Linked DNA regions of Homo sapiens: region 2 is linked to region 1. Evidence: read pairs that join two places in POLR2A ChIA-PET (ENCODE). Cell type or tissue: CD4-positive, alpha-beta T cell. All regions are shown on one strand. Each heading gives the region's core, and the rest is flanking DNA. Links, peaks and the distances in the headings are about the cores only.

Region 1 (7,106 bases), core at 1,293-6,292:
CTATGGCTCTACCCAACAGTCAGCTAATCCCCCGAAGCAGAGCCTTTTCACTGACCAGCAGCTGCCCACCTACACATGGGTTAGTCCAATTGTATCAACAGAAGAACTACCCAGCTGATCCAAACCAAATTTCCAACCCACGGATTTATGAGCCAAACAAGCAGTTGTTATTTCAAGACCCTAAGTTTAGTAATGATTTCTCACACAACAAAAGATAGTAGATAGAATCCATATAGAAACTTCCCGCAAGTCAGTTAGTTATTAACCCATTTTGCTAAAACTTTACTGAATAGGAACTATGTGCAAGCACGCTAACAAAGCTTATTCATAGTCCTTTGGGGAAACAGAACTCCCTGGTGTGTAATGTGAGGCTTGCAGTTTACCTGGGGAAGCCAGGAAGGCTTGGAGCAGAGAACACCTCAGTGAGGGCTTAAAATAGATTGATGAGTGGATCAAGTGAAGTAAGGTGGGACAGTTATGTCAGGCAGAGGAAATGATAAAGGTATAAAGAAGTAAAATAGCAAGGCATAAGCAGAGAGGTACAGGAATTTATAGTAGAAAAATGTAGTGTCTTAAGGAATGGCAAAAAAAAAAAAAAAGAAAGAAAGAAAGAAAGAAAGAAAAAAAAGAAACTCAGCAGTTAATAAGAACCAGACCATGGAAGACTGGAGGCTCCCATAAATATCTTGGATTGAAGTATATTGATAAAGGCTTAGGCCAGTAGTCCTCAAACAGTAGGGTACATGAAAATGATCTGAATAGAACTTTTGAGGACTCTCTTACCCATAAATTAAGATTCAGCAAGTTTTTGATGGAGCCCAGACTTTGGGCTTTAAATTTTTAAATTTTACATTTTTAATATGGAATGTTGGAGTATCTGATGCAGGTTGTTCATGGACCACACTTTGAAAAATATTACTGTAGGGAATGGGAGGAGTCCAGTAGTGGTTTAAAAAAATGGAGTAACTCAGGCACTCTCATATTATTTTCAGGTCAGTATTTAAGACTGATTTTTCTTAAATCAGTCTCTGGTATGGACAAAATATATAAGGTTATAATATAATATGGAATATTACTTAGTCTATAGAACATATTCAAATTTCTCCAATTGTTCCACCAATGCTCTTTTTTGGATCAGGATCCAATCCAAACACACACTTCGCATTTAGTTGTCATGTTTCCTTAGCGTTCTTTAATATGAAACAGTTCCTCAGTCTTTCTTTGTGTTTTATGACCTTGACGATTTTCATGAGTACTGGCCAGGTATTCTGGATGCCCTTGCACCAATGAGCCCAGCTGATTCCCAGACTTTGGTTTCTAAATACCACTCTCCAATATAAGAAAACTATGGCTCCTTGGAGAAACAGCTGAATCCAGGGCTGAAGGAGAAAAAATAAGATGAGCCTGAAATATTTTGTGCTAGAAAATACCAAAGAGTTAAAAAGAAAGAAAGAAAGAATAGGCACATTTCAAAAAGACAAAGTAGCCAACTTGATTGGTGATCCTAAAGGTCAAATACAGAAACACTGAATAACAAAATAAATCTTGATCATAAGGGATTATAACCTGTGGAATAACGTAAGGGTTCATGTGTCTGTACTAACACAAATAAGTGAGTGAACAAATGAATGAATGAATAAGTAAAGGAGAAAAGAAAACTTTTCCTTACTATAAAACTACAACTTGTTTCTAAGTTAAGGAATTATTGAACCAGAAAATTACCATTTGGCAAACACCACAGTAATAGTTGTTTCAGGCAAGAATCATTAACGGATACTAAAATTAGTGGCAAAGGTGTGATAAATTACAGGATATTTAAATTCTCTCAAATTATTTTCCCATGAGATACTTATAGAGTACAAAGAAATATAGTGCCTTTGTAGTGAAGAAATCTGGCAAACACCACCCTCCCCAAGTGATCAAAGTTAACATTTTCAGTAATGGAATAAATTGACATCAAGAGTCTTCGGATAAGACATGTTGATAAGGTCACAACCTCACTTTCTGGTATCCTTGCCAAAAATGCAAAACTGAATTTAAATATGAGAAAACATCAGAGGAAGTGCATTGACTGTCAGAGCCTCATCGACCTAGTATAAGAGACACACCAACGTACGTACACTCATATGTGTTAGAGGCACTTTCAGTTTGGCATTCATTCAGTTCACAAAGAGATCCATTTAAAGACTTTACAACGTACGTACACTCATATGTGTTAGAGGCACTTTCAGTTTGGCCTTCATTCAGTTCACAAAGAGATCCATTTAAAGACTTTACAGAAGAAAAATGACAGGATGAAAACTGTGCCTCGAGGAGATTAAACTGGAAGCAGAAGGTAGGATACAAAATGAAGGGGGTGGAAATGAAAGCTATGGAAGGCATTGATGCCTGTAAGTGATCTATTACATTATTTCAGGCACATAGTCATAATAATCTCAACCAGAGTAATGGCCATAGAAATGGAGAAAAGGAAAGTTAACACAGAAATAATATGAAGAATAATGGCAATGATTTTTGCATTGAATGTGAAGGAGATGTAAAAGGAGGGGAAAAAAGAGTCTTATTTACTAAACAGGGCACCTGGGTGTCTATGCAGAAGGTGAGTCAATGGAAGCAGAAGGAATGTGATCCTGTACTTTCAAAGAAGGGAGTTCTGTTTCAGGCAGATATTTGAAGGTATTATTGAGATATCCTAAAGAGAATGTCTAGTAGGCAGCAGAAAAGGTGAGATTGCTATCTGGGAAAGAGGGATAACACATAGGAATGATTGCCTTTGATGTGACACTTGGTTTACAGAGAATATGTAACTTGTCCAGTGTTACAAAGCCAGTAAAAGGCACAATCAGTATTTAAACCCCACTTCTAGGTTCAGAAGTTTCTTTGGCCCATATAATGTTCTGTGTGTATTGGGACTCTCCAGGAGGTTGAAAAGAACTGTAAACCTCTATTACTATCAGTTTCTAAGTGCACAATTAGACTTATGTGCAAAGTTATAACCAGCTCATTTTTTAAAAAAGCAAAAGAATAAGTGAAGCTCTCTTTTCATCTGTGAGTTCCATTGGGCTTTATATAGAAGTAAGGACTACGTTCAGAGCCTTGTAAGGTTTTTGATAGTCACGTGATTGACTGTCAGAGCCTGGTCCATCTCAGAGACCATCCCCTCAAACGCTATCCTTTTACACATCAGGTATCTGATCCTGCACATTCAAATATTTATATGTAGGTTAGATGGGAAAGACATTGGTATAATTAATTTAATTTTCACTAGGTCTCAGCCTATTTTAAGAGCAGTCAGGAGCTAGAGTTTTCGGTCTTCATTTCCTATATAAATTGGCAAAAGTGTTGCATTCTGAATAACTATACTGTAGAAGTACATCGTCCTTTGAATAAATTCGAATCCATACACAGCAACACAACTGAGGTCAGGTCAGAGGGTGGGCAGAAGACCCATCACTTCACACACTGGGTCCGAGAGCACAGCTGCCCTGACAGGAAAGGAGGGGCAGGGCAGATGTCGCTGATCACTAACTACAACTAGTCACTCTTCCAGTAGTTCCCTCCCAGTGGGTGGTGAAAGTTGTTCTTTAGCTCATTATCTCCCCCTTCAGCCTTCCGATAAAGGAAGATGATGAAGTTAAAAGAAGCAGGGAGGCTCAGCCCCTCTGTAGAAAAGGTAGAATGAACAAGAGAAGTATCCTTCATTTTAGGTAATACATGAAAATGTTGAATAAATATATGCTGAAATAAGTAAGTTTATCTCAATAAATATTTTTTCTTATTTCTGATACCTGTAATAACAGTGAAATAGATATATACATATGGGAAAAGGTACACTTTAAAAAGCATATCTCCTACATAAACACAGCACTTTGTAAATCACCACAGCCAAAGTAATCACATTCTTAAATAAGAATGTGAGTTCATTACATACTGTAAGGAAGGTTTTTCATTATTGCTCTTTATTTACTTACGCTCCTGTAAATGAATAAGAAAAAAAGAAAACCATTTCCAATTCAAGTAGTCTCAAGGCATACTCTAGCTGCTTGCAATTAAAACACAAATTTACCTAAGACATTGCTTGGCTCAAACAATCATATTTTTCAAATAGTTCATGAGATTTGTTAATAAGAGCTGAATGCTTTGGAACAGAGCAAGGCTTCAATTAAAGGATTACAGTTCCAGAGCTAAACTGGGAGAGACTGTGAGCTCAAGGCTGAACCTTTCCCCTCTGCATTCTTTCCCTCTGATTCTAGTTTGGCTTTGATTATTCTTTCCCCTTTTCCTTTCTTTTTTTATTCTTTTTTTTTTTTCCACTTGCTGCTGGACAGAATTATAAATTACAGGGAGAAAGAGCAGTCTGATCTTACCAAGGAAGTTCTTTTTCTCAAGTCGTTTCTTTCGTTTTCAAGGTGTTTCCCAACTCTGGCCTTACTTTGTAAGACCTGAAACTTCATCACTTCTGGTAACTTACCAAGGTCCAAAGTCTGCCACAGAACTACCTGAAGGCTTGAATCACCCAGATATCGGCTTGCTGGCATGGAACTCTTCTTGTTTTTCTTCATATACAAATAGGATTTAGAAATGTTTAAGCAATAATTAAATGAAGAAATAAGGAAAAGATTTAGATATTGGACTTCATTGTTATCATCACCATTTCCTTATTCACTTTATTTTATATCATGTACATATCTAAGTATCCAAAGAAGTTAATGAAACATGAGTACTTAATGTATTTTTCCAAAAATATCCAAATTAGAACTGTGACAAGTCTCAAAATAAGGTCTCTTTGCCATCACTGATATATTGAGAGCAGAAAAAAATACATTAATAATCCTGTTAGATAATCATGGATATAATTAACAGCTACAAAGATGATATTACTTGATAGGATATATTTCAATATACAATTTAGCGCCACTCAGGATTGAAGCAGAATTGCTTCTCTGTTGGAAAAAGTATCAAATAGATATTTTTAACTTCTCAGTAGGTGATAATTTAGTAGCTCAGAGAAATATTTTATAGGCATATGGAACAAATTAGTATGGTAATTGCAAATGGATTATTAATACTGACAAGTCATAAGACTTAACCTTTTCAAATGTAACTGCTGAGACTAGAATTTAAACTAAACATTGTGATGTTTACCTAAAATGTTTTAGATAAATCAGAGATAAGATTAACAAATTACTTAAATATACTATGTAAATTTTTAGCCTGTATGAATAATAATGGGAAATAATATTTGCTACATTGCACACAATTGTACACACATACACAGTCTGTCTCTCTGCCTTACAAAAAAGTAGAAACAAAAGTTTTGGGGATAATATCAGCATCTAAGAAATATAATATAAAAATATCACATTATTGGAAACCAGTACACAAAAATGAAAAGCAAATGAATATGCAAAATATCTACCACTGCAAATAAACATGGATTTTTTTTTTTTTTGCTAAAAACAACATATTCCTCTCTATGTTGAAATATGTTTCTACCCCACAAAGGAGTGGTTTGCTTGCTTTTGCTTATTAACAGCCAACCATGTAGTGCTAAGCATGTGCCAAGTCTGTTCTAAGTGTTTCATAAATGTTAAATCACTGAATTTGCATAACAAACAAACCTATGAGGTGAACTCTGTTATCATGACTACTTTACAGAAGGGAGAAACTGGGCAAAAGAGATAGGACTGAAACTCAGGCAGTCTCTAACGGGATCTCTACCCTTGACACCGTGTATGCTGGTGATTAGCTCCTTTCTCTGCAATGTAGTTGTAAAAATTTCTCTAAGGTATAGATAACTCAAAATTGAGGATTATATTCTAAGAAGATTCATTGCAATGTAAAAGTTATCACTAACATCCAAATTCGCATTCTGATAGCTCATTGAATTTGTGCTTTCTTCCCTGAAAAGCTTTCATATAAAACAAAGGTCCGCATGAAAAATGAAGGATGCTTTCCTCTTACCACTGACAAAGAATACAGTGATTAGATACATTAAAAATTCATATATTTAACAAATGCCACCTCTCATACATAAATTTTCTGTGTGTACAAAATACATAGGTAATAAAATAAAATCAACATTATTTTTCTTCCATTCCTCCTCCAATATAATTTATTGACTTAGTTGAGTAGCTAGGTGCAAGAATCAACAAGAACCCCTCTTCCAAAAATGCAGGAAGTAGAGAATAAACACAACTAAAGAGAAAAATTAGTTTGTGCCTCCCTATTGAGAATAACAATATATACTTAAGAAGTCACATCATTTTTCTGTGTCTATGAACCAACAGAAATAAACTAACATTGCTTCTTTATGTATTTCATTTCACACTCAATAATAAAGTGAGTTTCAATGACATTAATAATATGTTCTCTTGGTAAACAACCATATCCCAAGAGCCTCATATTCTTCCTCTTTTTTTAAATCCCTGAACATTCATTTGAAAATTAACTTACAGCTCTTATTACACTTGTTCCTATAGCCACTGAAAATTTTCAGCACAATAAAAAAATTAAGTAATATTTTACTGTATTTTTTTTTCCATTGGGAAGTAATAGGGGTAACATTTCTTAAAGTGTTTTAATTGGGTAGGGAAGGAGTAAAATACAAATGGAAAGTTTGGTTGAAAAATAATTTTTAGTTAATTTGAGTGGGGAGATAATACCCTACAATTGACTATAAGCTACATGAAGGCACGATCTGACTTGATTCTGAACTTGATAAGAAATCTAACACCCAGAAGATGCTCTATAATTAAGCCATTTAAAGTATATTTAAAGAAGAATAAAAAAATTTGTTAGCAATTTTTAAACAATCTAACTCATTTTAACTGTTTTTTTCAAATAACAAAATGCTTTTACAGACCTCAGATGAACTCGGAATCATAGATTTCACCACCCATTGCATACCTGTAGCACACCCAACCCTAATGTTAATGAATTTTACTTCCCTTCTCCTTTCATGTCAAGCCTAATTTCTTTTTTGCTACATCTCATCAACCCCACTTTCACCCCTAAGACATATTAATATTTTACCCTATAAAAACCCAAAGTCTACCATCAGACCTTCTTTCTTATTCTAAGGTTGCATCTTATAATTGCCTTGC
Region 2 (5,000 bases), core at 1-5,000, 190 kb before region 1:
CCAGCAACCTCCCAATCAATAAATCCATTTTTTTTTCATCTTCCTTGACAGCTCTGTGGAGCTAGTCAACACTGACCAACCTTCCTCTTTGTCTTAAAATTCTTCCATAATTTGTTTTTCAGGACACTGCACTACTTGCTTCCCTCCCCCACCCTTTTTTTCTTACTACTCTTAATCTTGTAACTGAAAGCTGATCTTTTCATTCTCCATATGTCAGTGTCAGTATTTCTCAAGGTTCTTTGATCATTTTCTCCTTCAATGTTTATTTCTCGAGTCATTTTCAAAGATCACTTCTGTAAGGATGCCTCCCAAATCTTTATTCCAAACCCTGTGGCTGTTTGCTTAATAAAAAAGTCATTTCCAACCAGCTTTTTTGCACATCCCACTCTAAGGAGTTTGGAAGTAGAGATACTTGCTTTATCAGCTTTCCTTGCTACTATTGGTAGCCATGGGACACAATTTTGGCAAATGAAATTAGAGAAAAAAGTCTAAGAGAGGTGTACTTTCTTGAATAAAAGGGACAAAATCAGAGGTACTACTCCTTTCCCCTTTGCTTCCTGGCTTATAAAGCAAACATAAGGCCTTAGAACTTTTGCATTTATCTTGCAACTATGCAGTGAGAGACAAGCATGTGAACTAAAGGTCAAGATGATTAGCATGGTAAAGTGGAAAGAGAAAAATCCTGGGCCTTTGATAATATCATTAGGAATCTGACCCAATAACAGCAAGTGCCCACACCTGGACTTTTTGCTGCGTGAGGGAAAAAATAAAGCCTAATTATTTAAGCTACTATTAGACAGACGTCTCTAGACAATAAAAATCTTGTCACTGTATCTTCATTCCATTCACTTATTTCCAAATTATTGCTTTGATATTTCTACATGGATATCCATCTGCAGGTCAAATTTATTATAATGAAAATCAAATTGATATAAAGAGGCCTGTGCATATGTCATTTCTTTATAGTTTCTTAATACATGGTAGCATTTTATATGGAATAAGTATTGAAATATTTAAGTAAATTAGTAAATTGTGACACAACTGAAACCTAGTGTAGCAAATATAATTTCTAGGAACTTTCAATTAGTGGAAATAGCATGAAGATATATAGTTCTTCTTCCCACCTGACTATTTTCATCTTGATATTATCAGCATCCTGGGATAAGATCTCATGATGACCTGAAAACATGGCTTTGTTCCTCTCAGATGTCAGTTCTTCTACACTGAAGTCACATATATAACCCAGCTAACCTAAAACAGGCACCAAATGATACTGACTTCTTGTAATGATGACAGCTATTACACAGCAATGTAAGGTAGCATTATCAAAATGGAACAATTGAAAGGTCATCAGAGCATTTTGGCATGTGTTTTCAGATCCACTGACTCTCTGAGCTTGATGCGTTATCTAACACAGTTACTCTAGACACCTGTGGACACTTCAAAAAGTGAGTCCCTTTCCCTCCTTAAGAAATTCAACTTTAAAAGGCCGCTCTTAGCCACATCTCCAAGTATGGTTATCATCAGCAATGAGCTAAGTGGAAATCATCACCCAACTCAAATTATTAATGGAGTTATGTACCTTAATACTGTTCCTGAGAAACTTCCTATAGTTCAGTGGATTCATGGTGGAAAACTCTGAATCTGGCCCACATTTCAATCTGATTTTGAGCAAATTACTCAAATTCAGTTTCCAGTTGCCTAATCCACATGGTAATACGACAAGGTCCCTATTGAGGATCAAATGTGGTGCTCTCTGTACAAATTATTTGTAATTAATGAAGTTTTAAATCATTTATTTGTTCTCTATTTTATGTAATGTCACAAATCGAGTTAACACTGCTGCAAGTGCTATGTATAGCCATAATGTTACATTACCATTTCCTTTAATTTTTCATGCATTAACACCACTTATACTCCTATTTGATGTTTAAGTAATGGCACTTAAGCCTTAATTCGATTTCATCTTTAATGTTTCCAAGAGTCTAACTGGTTATTTTTTTCTCACAGGAAAAAAAAAATTTTTAAAACAAATTTTAGGTGGCTCCAAACAATCTAACCTGGTTAAACATTGGTCCATTTCACGAATTTTTCCTGAAATTCGTAAATTTCAGGCTAGTGAAGAAACATTTTGCTGATCTTTTTTTTCTGACAAATGTCTTAGAAGGAAGCAAAGTAGGATTGTGAGGAAAGTTAAAAAAAAAAAAATCCTTATCTGCTGCTTTTACCTTCTGCCATGTCCAAGGTCAAAGAATCCTACAAAAGCCTTTCATTTGGAGCAGTTTGAATGATGTCTCAAATATCAAACTGGATGACGACTCAGAGTCAGAAGAGTGAAAAAGAGGGACAAGGTAACATGCTGCTCAAATAAGTATGATTTCGAAAGTGAATCTGGAAGAAGAGGGGTTTTTCTCTCCTTATTCTTTCTTATGTGTGGCTCAAGAAGACACAACCATAGGCATATTGCCATCTGTAATGTAGGCAGAAATGAGAATCAGGTATCAAAATGACATTATTATGATGGAAAATATGAGCATTCATATGCAGTAATCATGTTTTTCAGTTTCTCTCTTTTCAAAAAAATACTCAAGAAATGAATGTTGGACTATCAGAATGCAGAGTATTAGAGTAATTAAATACTAAAATAAATACAGAAAAAATAAGTACTTATTCATTACTCTTCATAGATTTCAAATTCAAACAACCCTGGTGCACCAGCATAAGCTCTGCACCCAGCCACAAGTCCCCTGACAAAAACATATGTAACATATCCAGCCTGATCAATACACTGTGACCATAAGCAACCTTTTGGAGTCAGATACCGTCAAACTGCTAAATCTTATCTTGGAAATACACAGTGTCACTAGGAAAGAATCCCTGAGTTGAAGAAAAATATCTGTAGTAAATAATGCTGATAATTGCACTACTATTGTATTTCCTGTTTCCAAAGTACTTTTACATGTGTGTCTTATTTTCCTTCCAGTAGTCGACAGAGCAGGTGCTGAAGTCTCCATTTTAGAGCTGGAGAAACTGGGACTCAAAAAAGATAACTTGTCCAAAGTCACATAGTAAGCAGCCGATCTGAGACTAGAACTTTTGGCTCTAAATTTTATGTTCTTTCAGTGTGCCATCATGATTGAGAAGGAATCTGTGAGCAAACAGAGTTGTAGCCTTGACCCCTAGGTACAGCTGTTTCCAACACTATGTGAGCCTGATTTTCCCATAACAGTGTTTAAAAACCTTGCTCGGGCACCCATTGGTGGGGTTTTCAAGTGCCTCTTACAGTCTATTGTAATAGCTCATATCCAGTTTGGTATTATCTTTTCTCAGACACTTGTGTAGGTTGCAAGTTCAAAGTCAAACTAATGCCAAGGGCAAGCAACTATTTATTCCACATGTATGCTAGGGAAGGCAGAATGGGAAGGCAATAAAACAGAATCTGAAAGACATGTTCCTGTCTTTAAGCCTACATTAATTGAAAAGATTCTCTCCTTAGAGAGGAGAATATGTCTCTGAATATTAACATTGCCCTAGGACTATTTTGGCTTTTCTCAGCTACAAATGAACTTGAGCCTAGGATTTAAAGTTTAAAGCCTTACTTAATGTACATATACATACAATTTTGTGAATATCACTCAATGCACATGCTTATAATTAAAACACTGTGTATGTGTGAATACACAACCACATGTCCAGAGTTTCCAACATGAGGTCCCACTACCCTTGTTGCTATGAAGCCACAACAAGCAGCTATGCACATTTCACTATGCCTCAACTTAAATTCAAAAATGAAAAGCAAATGTAGTAGTTGCTAACATATGTTTCAAACTCCCTGAGTGGGGTAGGGGGTGCGGGTTGTGGTGAGTTAGCTCTTGTTATTCTTAAATCCTATCCAATTAATATTTTCTTAGGAAGCTGCTTCCTCATATTCCAAAATGCCGATATAACTATCAGTGCCCTTTTCAAAAAACCCAAAATGGCAATTTTTTAAAAATCAGTACATTACATAAAATTTAAATATCACTATAGGCCCCATATCTTCCTATACAACTCTATCTAGGGCTTTCCAAAAGCTGCTGTCTCTATCATCATTACCCAAGTTTGTAAGAAAGACCAATATCCTTGTGAATTCACACTATGAATTCCTTAGGACATGGTATAGTGAGCAGCTGCAACCTCAGCATTTAGCTCCATTCTCAATGAGCACATCTTCAAAGAGAGCTTTACTTAATGCCACGAAACTGAAGGAATCAGGCTCATGGCAATATAAGAAGAAATTCTTTGTGATGTGGAAACAGATGTCCCCTAACATTTTTCAGCATGTGACATCACCTTCTGCCTTGGTACACATAACTTTTTTCAGTAAGCTTAAAAATAATTTTCACATGAGTTTAAATACCAACCCCAACCTAGTTGCAATTATCATTCCATTCACATGACTCCAAGGAAAGCCTGTGTTTCTTTAAAACGTCCTTTTGTTCCTGCTGTGCAGCCTATAAAACCTTACAGTAATTAAAAGCTATTCCTAGCCAAAGCAGACTAACATTTTATATTACTTATAAATAACTAGTTTCTGCTCTTTTCTAGTCAGAAGAAATATTTTGGCAATATATCACATATCAGCTTGGCAAAGCCAAGCAGTAATGGGAAGCCATGCAAGACATGTGTCCTCAGTGTCCACGTCAGGCACTGTGTAAGGGATCACAACCATCAGATTGAGGGTTCATATGCATCCACCTGTACTCACAGCTGTGCCAGGAATGCTACTGTGTAGGCAAGACCAGGTAGAGCTGGCCAGCCAGGTGCTGGAGGCCTAAGCCACTAGGCAAATGGTGACAACTGCAGAGTACTTGAAAGTCGTAAGAATGAAGTAAATATCTCAGAGTCCAGGGAAATAACTTGAGGCAGAAATAAACTCTAAGTTCAGGGTCCCAGTTTCACTCACAAATCCCAGTGGTCAGTTATCAGATCACTTGACTGGCGTTAGCAGGAGAAAGATA

The links. Peaks named below come from ENCODE experiments on the same cell type or tissue, not always from the same donor. Only the 100,000 strongest peaks of a DNase experiment are listed, where the experiment ranks them.
Region 2: POLR2A ChIA-PET joins it to region 1 with 15 read pairs; 3 of 35 experiments call an interaction of 5 or more read pairs at or near these places.

What each region holds. Positions count from the first base shown.
Region 1 is chr4:142,563,856-142,570,961 of GRCh38, forward strand. All of the region lies in intron 2 of INPP4B (inositol polyphosphate-4-phosphatase type II B), which reads right to left. It overlaps LOC101927613 (a long non-coding RNA gene), which reads left to right. Exons shown (of 3, transcript XR_007058285.1): 1 at 1-2,335. Among named protein-coding and RNA genes, the nearest start is that of INPP4B, 280 kb to the right of the region's middle. In CD4-positive, alpha-beta T cell, for the core only: a CTCF peak has its summit at 3,547; DNase peaks (open chromatin) are centred at 2,106, 3,126, 3,566 and 4,426; H3K4me3 peaks cover 4,505 bases; H3K27ac peaks cover 4,592 bases.
Region 2 is chr4:142,375,132-142,380,131 of GRCh38, forward strand. All of the region lies in intron 7 of INPP4B (inositol polyphosphate-4-phosphatase type II B), which reads right to left. Among named protein-coding and RNA genes, the nearest start is that of INPP4B, 470 kb to the right of the region's middle. In CD4-positive, alpha-beta T cell, for the core only: no CTCF peak of the experiment used is centred there; a DNase peak (open chromatin) is centred at 2,390; H3K4me3 peaks cover 1,228 bases; H3K27ac peaks cover 229 bases.